3 separate regions of the Homo sapiens genome follow, and all the other regions are linked to region 1. Evidence: chromatin contacts called from ENCODE Hi-C data. All regions are on one chromosome and are shown on one strand. The core of a region is the stretch at or near the end of the contact, and the rest is flanking DNA. Distances in the headings are between cores, read along the strand shown. Region 1 has its middle 40 kb from the start of SEMA4F. Region 2 overlaps TACR1-AS1 (TACR1 antisense RNA 1). Region 3 overlaps LOC124906026 (a long non-coding RNA gene).

Region 1 (3,650 bases), core at 343-2,842:
AATGCCTTCTAAATGGGCAAAGAGTGCTGAACTAGGTGGCAGAGGTTCAGATTTGATTTTAGGTGGGGCCCTGGCTTCCCTGAATTTGCTCAGCTGTGAGACTAGGGTGGCCCTGTATGCTCTCAGTCCCTTACAGCCTTGCTCTTCTATAAATAAGGTATTTTCCTGGATCGCACCCTGTGTTGTATTACCACTCCCTTCTGTGCCCTTTCGTTGTACAGACAGTATCAAGTTTAATGAGTATGTTTGACACCAACTTCGGGAGAATTCCCAGCATCTCACAATTCATATCTGGTTACTTCCTGCTCTTGGATTATATTTGTCAATCGTCCATGCCATGTACTTCTCTCTTAGGCTTTATTCAGAGGCTTTTAAATTTGCACTTTAACTTGGATTAGTCCTTTTAGAAAGCAATTTGGTCATATAAAAGGTAACTCATTTACTCTTTTGAAAGAGTTTAATACAGCGTCCTGTTTCTTGGGGAATTACCCTCTATATGACAAAGTCCAGTTGTTTTATTCATTGATTTGGATTTACTTCTGTTGAGGGTTGTAGGGATGAGGGAGTAGGGATAACAGAAATCCATGGGTAGAGGATATGGAAAACAAGGTGAGCCAACTGCTCTGCTACATTTGGAGAGAAAAAGGCAAGGCTGAGGACGACAAAAGTCCAGACAGGGGAGTGCTCTGTGCAGAAAAGAAGCACTGTTGTGCTCTGAGGTTGTGCAAAGGAGATCATTGTGTGAGAAGCATGGAGACAGAGCCTGAAGGTTCAAGGAGGATAGAGGAGCTCTACGAGTATAAGACACCAGCTCTGCAATTGAGTCTGCTCCCAGCTACACGGGAGGCAACTCGACTCACATCTGGCTGAGTGTCTGATGCTGTTGTGGACAGTGTTGCTATAACCTGCTGAGACACGCAGAGATCCCAGCACAACAATTTTCCTCTTTTTATTCCTTAAAAACCATTTTAGTTCAAAAACAAAATTTCAAATAATAAAAAAAATTCTCCTCCCAGCTATCACAGTCCTCAGTATCTACTAAAAGGAGTTGAAAACATATCCACAAAAACACCTGCACATGTATGTTTATAACAGCTTCATTCATAATTGCCAAAACCTGGAAGCAACCAAGATGTCCTTTAGGAGGCGAGTGGATAAATAAACTGCAGCACATCCAGACAATAGAATATTATTCAGCACTAAAAAGAAACAGGCTACATTAACCAGTCAATGTACATATTGCTTGGCAAGACTAAGCTTCAGCTTGTCCAGCATAAGTCTTGACTTACACTTCTGTATTCCCTACAGCAACTAGCCTCATGCTTTCCACCTGAAAGATGTTCCACAAGTGTTTGTTAATTTTACCTGATTGGCATCAAAATGAAGATAGCAACACAGAGCTGTTATTTAAAAGAATAAGCCAGAAGCTGAATGGTATTGTTTTTAACTATTAGGACATGTCACCACGCATCAGTCTTTCCCAACTCATTGTTAGCTGGGAATGACTGGGAATAGGAACGCTGGGGGAAAAATCCTGGATGGGTGTGGCTAATAAAGAGGATATGGCTGTGGAGCAGATAGACTTGGCTTCAAACTCTGCATTTACTACTTCCTAGCTGGGGACCTTGAGCAAACTGAGCTCTGGGTTCCTCATTTTGTAAAAAGAGTTCAAAAGGGCTCTTGGTGTGGTTGAAATGAGAGTTCGAAATAATATACTCAGAGCACCTGCCAAGGTGTCTGGCCCCAAGCTGCTCAATGTCTAACAATGATTTCATCACCTTCCTTGCTTCCATCATGTGCTGGAAAATCTAAGTGCATTAAAAAAAATGAGAGACTGAAGGATGTGAATCGCTATGAGAAAGCATGAATATCAAGAAGAAAGCATAAAAGGTATGAAAGAAGCACGCACACACACATGCACACACACGTGCAGCAATTCCAGGCTCAACTGTCTTGTCTGCAGATGTTTTATCAAACATAGGAATATATTATAGCCAAGTTGTCTAAACTCTGTTTACCTGAGTCTATCAGAGTTTATCTGTTAGTAATCTATCTCTAAAAGGCTGAAAGCTTCCTGGTTCATTCTAACACAGCAGTCCCGTTTCTGAGAATTTACTTTAAAGTATATCCACACACCTACAAAATAATGGATTTATGGGGTTGCTTACTGCAGCAGAAGACTGGAAACACCTCAAATATCTATCACTACTGGGAACTGGTTGAATAAACAAACTATGACACAACCACACAAAGGAACACTGTAGCAATAAAAAAAAAATGAGGAAACACCCTATGAACTGATAGAGGACAATTTCCTTGATTTACAGTTAAAAAGAGCAGGTATAGCACAGGTTATAAAGCATGCTACCTTTTCTGAAATATTTTCAAGGCAACAACTTCACCTTCCCGATCTGCAAAACCACTAACACAGGGATGATCTTAGGAACCAACGTGGCTTCAGCACTAGGACATTCACAGGCTAAAGGAGAAAAACTATACCATCATCTTACTGGCTGCTTATGAAGATATTTGACATAATTCAACATCCATCCTATCCTCTTAAAAGAAAAATATAAAACCCTGTTAGTGTTAGAGGTAATGCAAAGACTCCCTCTGTATTACAAACCTATTAGAAACCAAGAGGAAGTGTGAAAAACAATGGTGAAATACTAAAGGCACTGCTATAAAATCAGGTTCAAGTCAAGAATGAGTTCTGTCTGGGCCAGTTCTGGAAGTTCCAGCCAACATGCTGAAATAAGAAAGAGAAGAAAGAAACAAATGTATTATTTTCAAATGATGTGATGTTAATCAATGGAAGGTTAGTTAAAATAAGAAATATCAAGCAACAGAATCCTATGCAGGATGATGATATAGAATAACATTTTATTGTGGAAAAGTACCCAAGATATAGTATCAAATGGAAGAAGCAGTTTACAAAATAGTATCATACTATGTTTATTGAAAATATCTATTTATATCCCTATGTTGAATATATACATAGAGAAAAGTCTGAAAGGAAATCCACCAAAATATATTTACAGATTGTATCTCTGGCCTATGGGTTTTGAAGTGATTCTTATTTTTATTTACTTTTCAGCATGTCCTAAATGCTTTATTACGAGCATATGTATGTAATTGTTTAGATAAATTTCTTTCACCCACAAATAAACACACTCGTGTGTGCACATGCAAAACTCATTTCAAGGTCAGTGAGATGAGCTGCATTTCTCTTAAAGTGGCTAGTGTTTGTGACCTAAGGCCACTTTCCAACTCACTCCCACCTTTGTGAAAAACCAAGCTGGTCTGCTCTGCCTGGTCCCTGCCCCTCTGAACAGAAGCCTCAGATCTGTGGGCTCCAAAAAAGCTTACTCTGGGTTTGATTTCCCAGGTGACCATGGCCCCTGTCCTCAGTACTCATACCCAGTCCTAGCCCTATCCTAGCTGTTTGCAAAGAACTCCCAGCCCTCTGAAGCCTGCCCACCTTGCCTGAGTGAAGAGGGCTCCTCCTTGCCACACATCCAACAGAAGCCTTTGCCTCCCCAGTGGGTGAATTTGGAGATCCCTGTGGCAGTCTGAAGCCTCCAAATGCCAGGCTTCTCAGCCCCACAATGGGGCTGAAGGTCATAGGCAGAGCATACCAGGTCCTGTCA
Region 2 (3,285 bases), core at 465-2,964, 540 kb before region 1:
TGAGCCATTTTGTCCCCTCTGAAGACAACTGCCAATCTCTGCAGCATGAGCTGCTTCGTGCCCAGGAGCTCCAAGGTGCCACCAACCACAAGGGCTACAGCCATGCAGAGCATGAGCATGCAGGCCTAGGTGTCCAGGGTGGGAATGGGGCTCTGGCTTTTTCGAACAGTGGGCACAGGCATGCTGTTCCCACCATCAGCTCAGGCACTGGCAGGAGGAGGGTACCACTCAGGAGGCTGTGAGAGAAGGATCAACAATTTTTTTTTTTTTTGAGACGGAGTCTCGCTCTGTTGCCCAGGCTGGAGTACAGTGGCACTATCTCAGCTCACTGCTACCTCTGCCTCCTGAGTTCCAGCAATTCTCCCGTCTCAGCCCCCTGAGTGGCTGGGACTATAGGCGCCCGCCACCATGCCTCTCTCATTTTTGTATTTTTAGTAGAGATGGGGTTTTACCATATTAGTCAGGCTGGTCTCGAACTCCTGACCTTAGGTGATCTGCTGGCCTCAGACTCCCAAAGTGCTGGGATTACAGGCGTCAGCCACCACGCCCAGCGACAATTATATTCTTGAAGGGAGGAGGCAGTATTATAAACACAATAATTTTTCCAAATGAGTATTGTATTTAACGTAATTTTAATCAAACCTCCATGGGAGCTGGAATTTGACAAAATTAGTTTGAAATTTACCTAAAGAGAGAGAATAGTAAAGAATTTTTAATAGTAAGAATAATAAGGGTGGAGAGCATGCTCTGACACATGATAAAACAGATTTTAAAAGCTATGATACTCAAGACAGTATACTTTTGGCAACACTAAAATAAAATACAGATGTCTGAATTAAACAGAAAAGAAACTGTGAAAATGACCATGCAAGCCAATACCATGCATAACAATTTTAATAATCAATAGGAAAATTATAATCTTTCATAAATTTTTAAAAAATTATCCTGTGGTTAGTTACAAATGCATAGAAAAATGCGGAAAATGGCAAAACTAATGTTTATTTAGCACGCTGAAATTTTAGAAACATTGATAATTAAAGCGCTACATTTATCTGCAAAAAAACTCACCAAGAGTCATTTTAACATTGCTTACCTTCTTCTCATGGTATATCTTATGATAGGAAGCAAGCTTCACTTCTATATCTTGGCAACTTGTCATATTCCTTCTTAAGTTTGGATCCGTTTACATTATTTTACCCTTTGCACTTTCAATGCTGTAAAATGTCTCTGAGAATTCTTTTAATGCTGAGTTTATTCCTGGCAGCGCTTCCTCAAGGACATCTTCATTCTTTTCGTCAGAACCACTTTCCTTATTTACACCATTAAGTAGACTTTTACTAAGTTCCTTCTGGCTACTTATCTAGAATTTCTCCAATGACAGCAGTGTCAACATTTTTATGGTCATTTATTTCTTTTATAACTCCATTTATGTTCAATTCTACCTCTACTTCTAGTTTATCACTTTCTTTGTTGCGCTTTCAGTTTTGCTGGCGAATTTCTTCTTTTTATTATTCATCTTTTGTAAAACATCACGTATTTATCATTGTGAGACAAGGAGGGACTAAAACTTCACACTTTTCTGTGTGTACATAGACTGAATAACAGTTGCACAGTGACTAGTCATAGACAGAATTTAAAAGAATGTTGCTGATCATGGATGATGATGCACATTTTTTTTTAATGTAGTCATTTGTGGGCTGAAACTTGTACCTTATACAAGCACTCACGATATACCATGATAACTGAAATTTAATTATGTTGTTAGGAGACTGGTGTCATTTAATCAAACCATGGTAACTAAAATCCATGCATATCAGAACCATGTCAAGTGAGGAGTTTGTGTATGTGTGTGTGTGTGTGTGTGTGTGTGTGTGCGCGCAAGAGACTGCTATAATTCAGGGTCAAAAGAAAGGGAGGAATATTGTGTAAGAGATGCTGAGACAATTGATGTGTTACTTGAAATATGACAATGTTTATATCTGTCACACTATACTCAGAATAAAGTCAAGGTTTTTCAGAGTTAAAAATAAAATCATCAAGCAGTAAGAAAATTATGTGAGACTTAAAAACAGTTTGCTGATAAGGTAAACTGGGGTCTATAAAGCTCAGAATAATGTTTGTAGTGGTTGAGCTCCTAAAGTTTAATAAAGTAAACTTTATTGAAAGGTACTTTTAAACATATTATATCATTCTATCCTTTCAACAATCTTGAAAAATACCTAGTAAAGATAGCACATGTGTAAGAATGGCTTTGTTCTTATGAGATATGGGTTGAAGTATTTAGATATGAACTGTTCTGATGTCTGCACTCAACTTTCAAACAATTTGGCCAGAAATATATATATCTGTAGATAGATGACATAGGTAAATAAGTAATGGTGACAAAATATTAATAATGAATAAGTGTAAATTAAAAATATGTAGGAGTTCATTACACTATTCTTTCACTATTTCTATAGTTTTAAAAGTTTCTAAAATGCAAAATTTAGAAAAATAAAGTAAAGCATCTACAGTGTATTTTTGAAGGATGCTTAAACAAAACTTGCTTCATAAATTCTGGATTTATTATTTTCTTTAATGGGAGTCAGAAGAAAAATTTATTAATTTGAACATTTGTCCATTTTGTGCTTTTAGTATTAAATATTTACTACAGTTCAGCTGTCTTTTAGAGACACAAATAATTTTAAGGATTCATGTTGACAGCTCTTTTTCTTAGTTAAAAGTTAATCAAAATAGATTTGGTCCTGAGAATGAGGGTGTGTAATGAGGCACTTCTGGTAGAGCTGAGTGAAAGATAAAGCATTGTTTCAAGTTTATGCTCTTATAAACCAGAAAGTCTAATTGTGTCCCTATTGCCTCACATCACTTTTTTCAACTAGCTTATAATTGACCATCACTGGCAATTGATCTTCTCCTTTACTATCTAGGACACAAGATATGGATGTGACAGTTGGCACTACAGGTCTCTCCAAAAGTAGGAAGTGCAAGGGCACATGTGGAGCTGCCTAAAGTTTGCACAGAGATATTGCTCCAGAAACAGAAACCACACAGAATTCCGCAGGCATCTGAGCCTGGAGCAGCCTCAGCTGGGTGCCATTTTGACCCCAGATACTGGAGATTTACAGACATGGTTGCAGCCATTGCACTGCTCCAAGGAGAGAGAAAGGAAAATGGGTGCACTCATGCACACTCAGGCAGGGACTTGCTCCCCTGCTACAATCATCTGTTGAGACTGAGACTCAAGTGGACCACACTTCCCACAGCTTCTTGCTCATGCTGCCAGCC
Region 3 (3,514 bases), core at 629-3,128, 930 kb before region 1:
CCAATGGAAAAAAGAATTCCAGGAAGGAAGAAGTTTTCTATCTTTGAAAAATGAAATCTCCCTGGCAGAGCGGATGAGAACAATGGACATTTCAAGGTGCCTGCATGTTTTGTGTTCCTAACTGGAGCAGTGCCTACCAAAGTGGAGCACAGTGGGCAAGGGTACCAGTGGGAGTGGGTCCTACTGGGCAAGGGTAACAGTGGGAGTGGTTCCAGTGGGGAGGAGTATTTTATTGCTGAGATTGTTAGAATTGCTGGCACATGGTGATAATAGAAAGCAGATGAATATTCAGTTGAGTTTATTATTGCTTTTAAATTATTTACACCCAGGCGCTCCCTTATTGCACCCAGGGCAGACCACTCCCATCCTCCATCACCCCCTTAGTACACTGCTGAAATGGAGAAACCCATTACGAACAATTTATTTTGTCCAGAATGGATGAGTTTGGTACAGGCAGAGAGGCCCAGAACTACAAGGAAGGCGAACTCTGCTATTTTCTGCTTAATAAAGCAAGCTATTGATTTTTAAGGCATACCGGAAGAGAGTGACATGCCTGACCTAGAAAACAGAGAAGCAGATAATATTTAGGACGAAAAGAACAGCTAGACTTATGGTGACATACATCTCCACTATCCCAAATTCTGGGGAAAAGCCTTGTGGATTGGCTTGGGTTGGGGTGAATGACGAATCCTGGAAATGGGGTAAAGAAAAGAGACAACCCATCACAGGAAACAAACACAAGTGATATCACGAGTTCATGAAAAGCTAGGACTCAGAGCCAAAGGGACCATGAAGAATCTTGGGAGTCTTGGAGGGGCACTGGACTTCACATGGCATCATGTAGAAGCAGAACCTTTGGAATGTGAGTGTAAAGAGGCAGAAATCCATTTGTTTCTTCCTGGCTTCTCTGTAGTAAGAGGGACAGGCGAGTGGGCCCGGGTGCATTCAGAAAAAGGAAGTGTAGAGCAGGCAGCCCTGGCCTGGCCTCTCGAGGTCTTAAGCTCACATACAGAAGATCCTTGAGGCTGATAGACCAAACAAAGAGATTCACAGTGGAAGCCTACCAGCAACACAGTGTGGGTTTGAATGCTGGGTCCCTTCTGATGAATTTCTTAAGAATCAAACATGGCAGCCAGAGCAGTAGAAACAAATTTGGGATCTTGGTTTCAAACATTAACCACAGTATACCTTCAAAAAAAGTCAGTTGCATTAATTAAAATGACCCAATAGGAGTGAAAAGTAGTGGGAAAAAATAGGATATAAGAACTCAAATTTACATATTTAGAGGTGGGTAGAGTTGGGCTCAAATAGGTCCTGGAGCAATTACTCAGTGGACACATAACAAACAATTACTGAGCAACTACTTTGTGTAAAACATTACACTAGGGACTAGAAATAAAAAATTTCTTAAGACCTTGTTCTTAACCTGTGGAGTTTCTGTTACAGAGCATGTCATTCTGACATGGGGCGAGTTGTGCCCTCCCCCAATTTTTTCTTCTCTACCAGGATTTCCTGACCATCTTTCAAGATCTTTCTTGATGAAACTACCCAACAATGCCATGAAAAAAAAATAGCTCTATCCCTCTTTGCTTCTAAAGACTTCTTTTAAACTCATATCATCTAAACTTTATTGCTGTTTCTGTACTCGTCTTCCTTGGTAGACAGTGTAGAAGAGAAACATTTTGTGTTGTTTAGATTTGAATCTGTTAGATTCATGATGTTTATTAACATGTGTGCATTGACCCATAAGTGGGGTGTGAAATTGGTAGATTTTTGACTGGTACTTTAAAAAACTGGAGTAGAAGAGAACGGAAACTGTCAAAGTGATTCACACATTAAGAATGAGTAATGCTTCATGAAATTTGTTTCTATTATTTATGTGAGTGTCTTGAGTCACAATGTAAAATATTTTTACTAAGGATCATTTAAAAAATCAATAAAACACTGGAGGCTCAGTAATTTGGGATAGACTATAGGAAGAAACCTAGACCTAGAGATTCTGAAGTTTTCAGATTATAAACAGATCTATACTATACATAGAAAGCAATGGGTTACACAAGTTTATAGCTTAAGTAAACCAATAAAATAGCAAACATGTCTATACATTAAGGCAGGAGTCAGCAAACTATTTCTGTAAAGATAGTAAATATTTTAGGTTTTATAGACTATAAGTTTCCTGTCACGACTCTGCAACTCTACCATCATAGCACAAACGCAGCCACAGATGATGTGTAATGGAATGACAATGGCTGGGTTCCAATAAAATTTGAATTTTACATAATTTTCATGTGTCAGGAAACAGTCTTTTGATTTGTTTCAAGCATGTATGAATGTAAAAGCCATTCTTAGCTCATGATGTTTTAAAAGATAGTGTATTAATAGAAAATTTGAGCTCCAGGAAGGCCAACAGATTGAGAGATGATTGCCTTCAAAAACAGTTTGTCGACCAGGCGCAGTGGCTCATCCCAGTAATCCCAGCCCTTTGGGAGGCCAAGGTGGGTGGATCATTTGGGGTCAGGAGTTTCAGAGCAGCCTGGCCAACATGGTGAAACCCTGTTTCTACTAAAAATACAAAAGTAGCTGGGTGTGGTGGTGCACACCTGTAGTCCCAGTTACTCAGGAGGCTGAACTAAGAGAATCACTTGAACCTGGGAGATGGAGGTTGCAGTGAGCCAAGATCGCACCACTGCACTCTGGCCTGGGCAACAGAGTGAGACTCTGTCTCAAAACAAACAAACAAAAAAGAAGAAAGAAAACATAGTTTGTGACTTGTTACTCGCAGCTCCCAAGAGAAGGAGGCATGTCACACCTTGGGGGCCCACACAGGGCCTGTGTGTTGGAAGCATTGGGGCTGGTCAGGAGGCAAAGGGGGAGGGAAAGATTGCTAGAGCCTTTATTGTGATTTTTGTGGAAAGGAATGGAGTAAGCTAGATATGCAGGTTTAAGCTTGGCTGGTTTGAATAATTACAGTGGGCTCTGGGGATAAAAACTATGCCTGGTTGTCTGATACCTGGTCCTGGGGTAATTAGGGCAGGTGGATAAATGCCTGGAGTGTGAAAGCTCAATAAAGGAGATGATTGGGGTTGTGGGCTCTGGATTTGGTTGGTTTGTATTTGAAAATCACACTCATGGGTGAGTTCATCTTTAGGAGTTAGCTAATCCTAGGAGAGGCAATCTCCAGTGTTACCAAGGCTCCAGATGTCAAAGCCTCAGAATATAGAAAAGATGAGGTTAATACACATGGGCTGTGTACAAATAGGTGATGGGCTGGGTTTGGCTCATGGGCTATAGATTGCCAACCAATGGGCTAAGAGAAGAAAGATAATGTCAAATACCAAACATGCAGTTGTAAAAAATAAATTAAGAGTAAATTAGGAATATCTCATGAAGCTTCCTATCTTTGCTAGTAAACACTGAAGAAATTGTTATTTATCATAAACACTGAGCATCTCTAATCTGAAAATCCAAAAGCCTAAATTCTTTGAGCACTGACACGACACCACAAGTGGAAAAT

What was found. A loop is a pair of places that touch in the nucleus more often than their neighbours do. Pooled maps may share reads with other maps.
Region 2: a loop to region 1 is called in a map of MCF 10A, with 15 times the contacts of the local background. The contact joins two enhancer-like sites. A Hi-C loop is called at or near these places in 4 of 168 maps with a recorded cell type or tissue (HCT116, MCF 10A, PC-3 and 1 more), 2 of 37 single-sample maps with no recorded cell type and 5 of 50 pooled maps.
Region 3: a loop to region 1 is called in a map of MCF 10A, with 11 times the contacts of the local background. The contact joins two enhancer-like sites. A Hi-C loop is called at or near these places in 14 of 168 maps with a recorded cell type or tissue (B cell, CD14-positive monocyte, CD4-positive, alpha-beta T cell and 10 more), 21 of 37 single-sample maps with no recorded cell type and 22 of 50 pooled maps.

The regions. Positions count from the first base shown.
Region 1 is chr2:74,692,423-74,696,072 of GRCh38, reverse strand. It overlaps a transcript of SEMA4F not described here. Among named protein-coding and RNA genes, the nearest start is that of SEMA4F, 40 kb to the right of the region's middle. Within about 2 kb of position 1,592, at least 2 of the 41 ENCODE cell types and tissues checked have a DNase peak (open chromatin) inside an H3K27ac peak, as active enhancers do.
Region 2 is chr2:75,237,505-75,240,789 of GRCh38, reverse strand. The region is part of intron 2 of TACR1-AS1 (TACR1 antisense RNA 1); the gene reads right to left. It overlaps LOC107985900 (a long non-coding RNA gene), which reads left to right. Exons shown (of 2, transcript XR_001739546.2): 2 at 2,928-3,285. Among named protein-coding and RNA genes, the nearest start is that of TACR1, 40 kb to the right of the region's middle. Within about 2 kb of position 1,714, at least 4 of the 41 ENCODE cell types and tissues checked have a DNase peak (open chromatin) inside an H3K27ac peak, as active enhancers do.
Region 3 is chr2:75,618,840-75,622,353 of GRCh38, reverse strand. LOC124906026 (a long non-coding RNA gene) reads right to left here. Exons shown (of 3, transcript XR_007087115.1): 3 at 1-3,514. Among named protein-coding and RNA genes, the nearest start is that of MRPL19, 26 kb to the left of the region's middle. Within about 2 kb of position 1,878, at least 2 of the 41 ENCODE cell types and tissues checked have a DNase peak (open chromatin) inside an H3K27ac peak, as active enhancers do.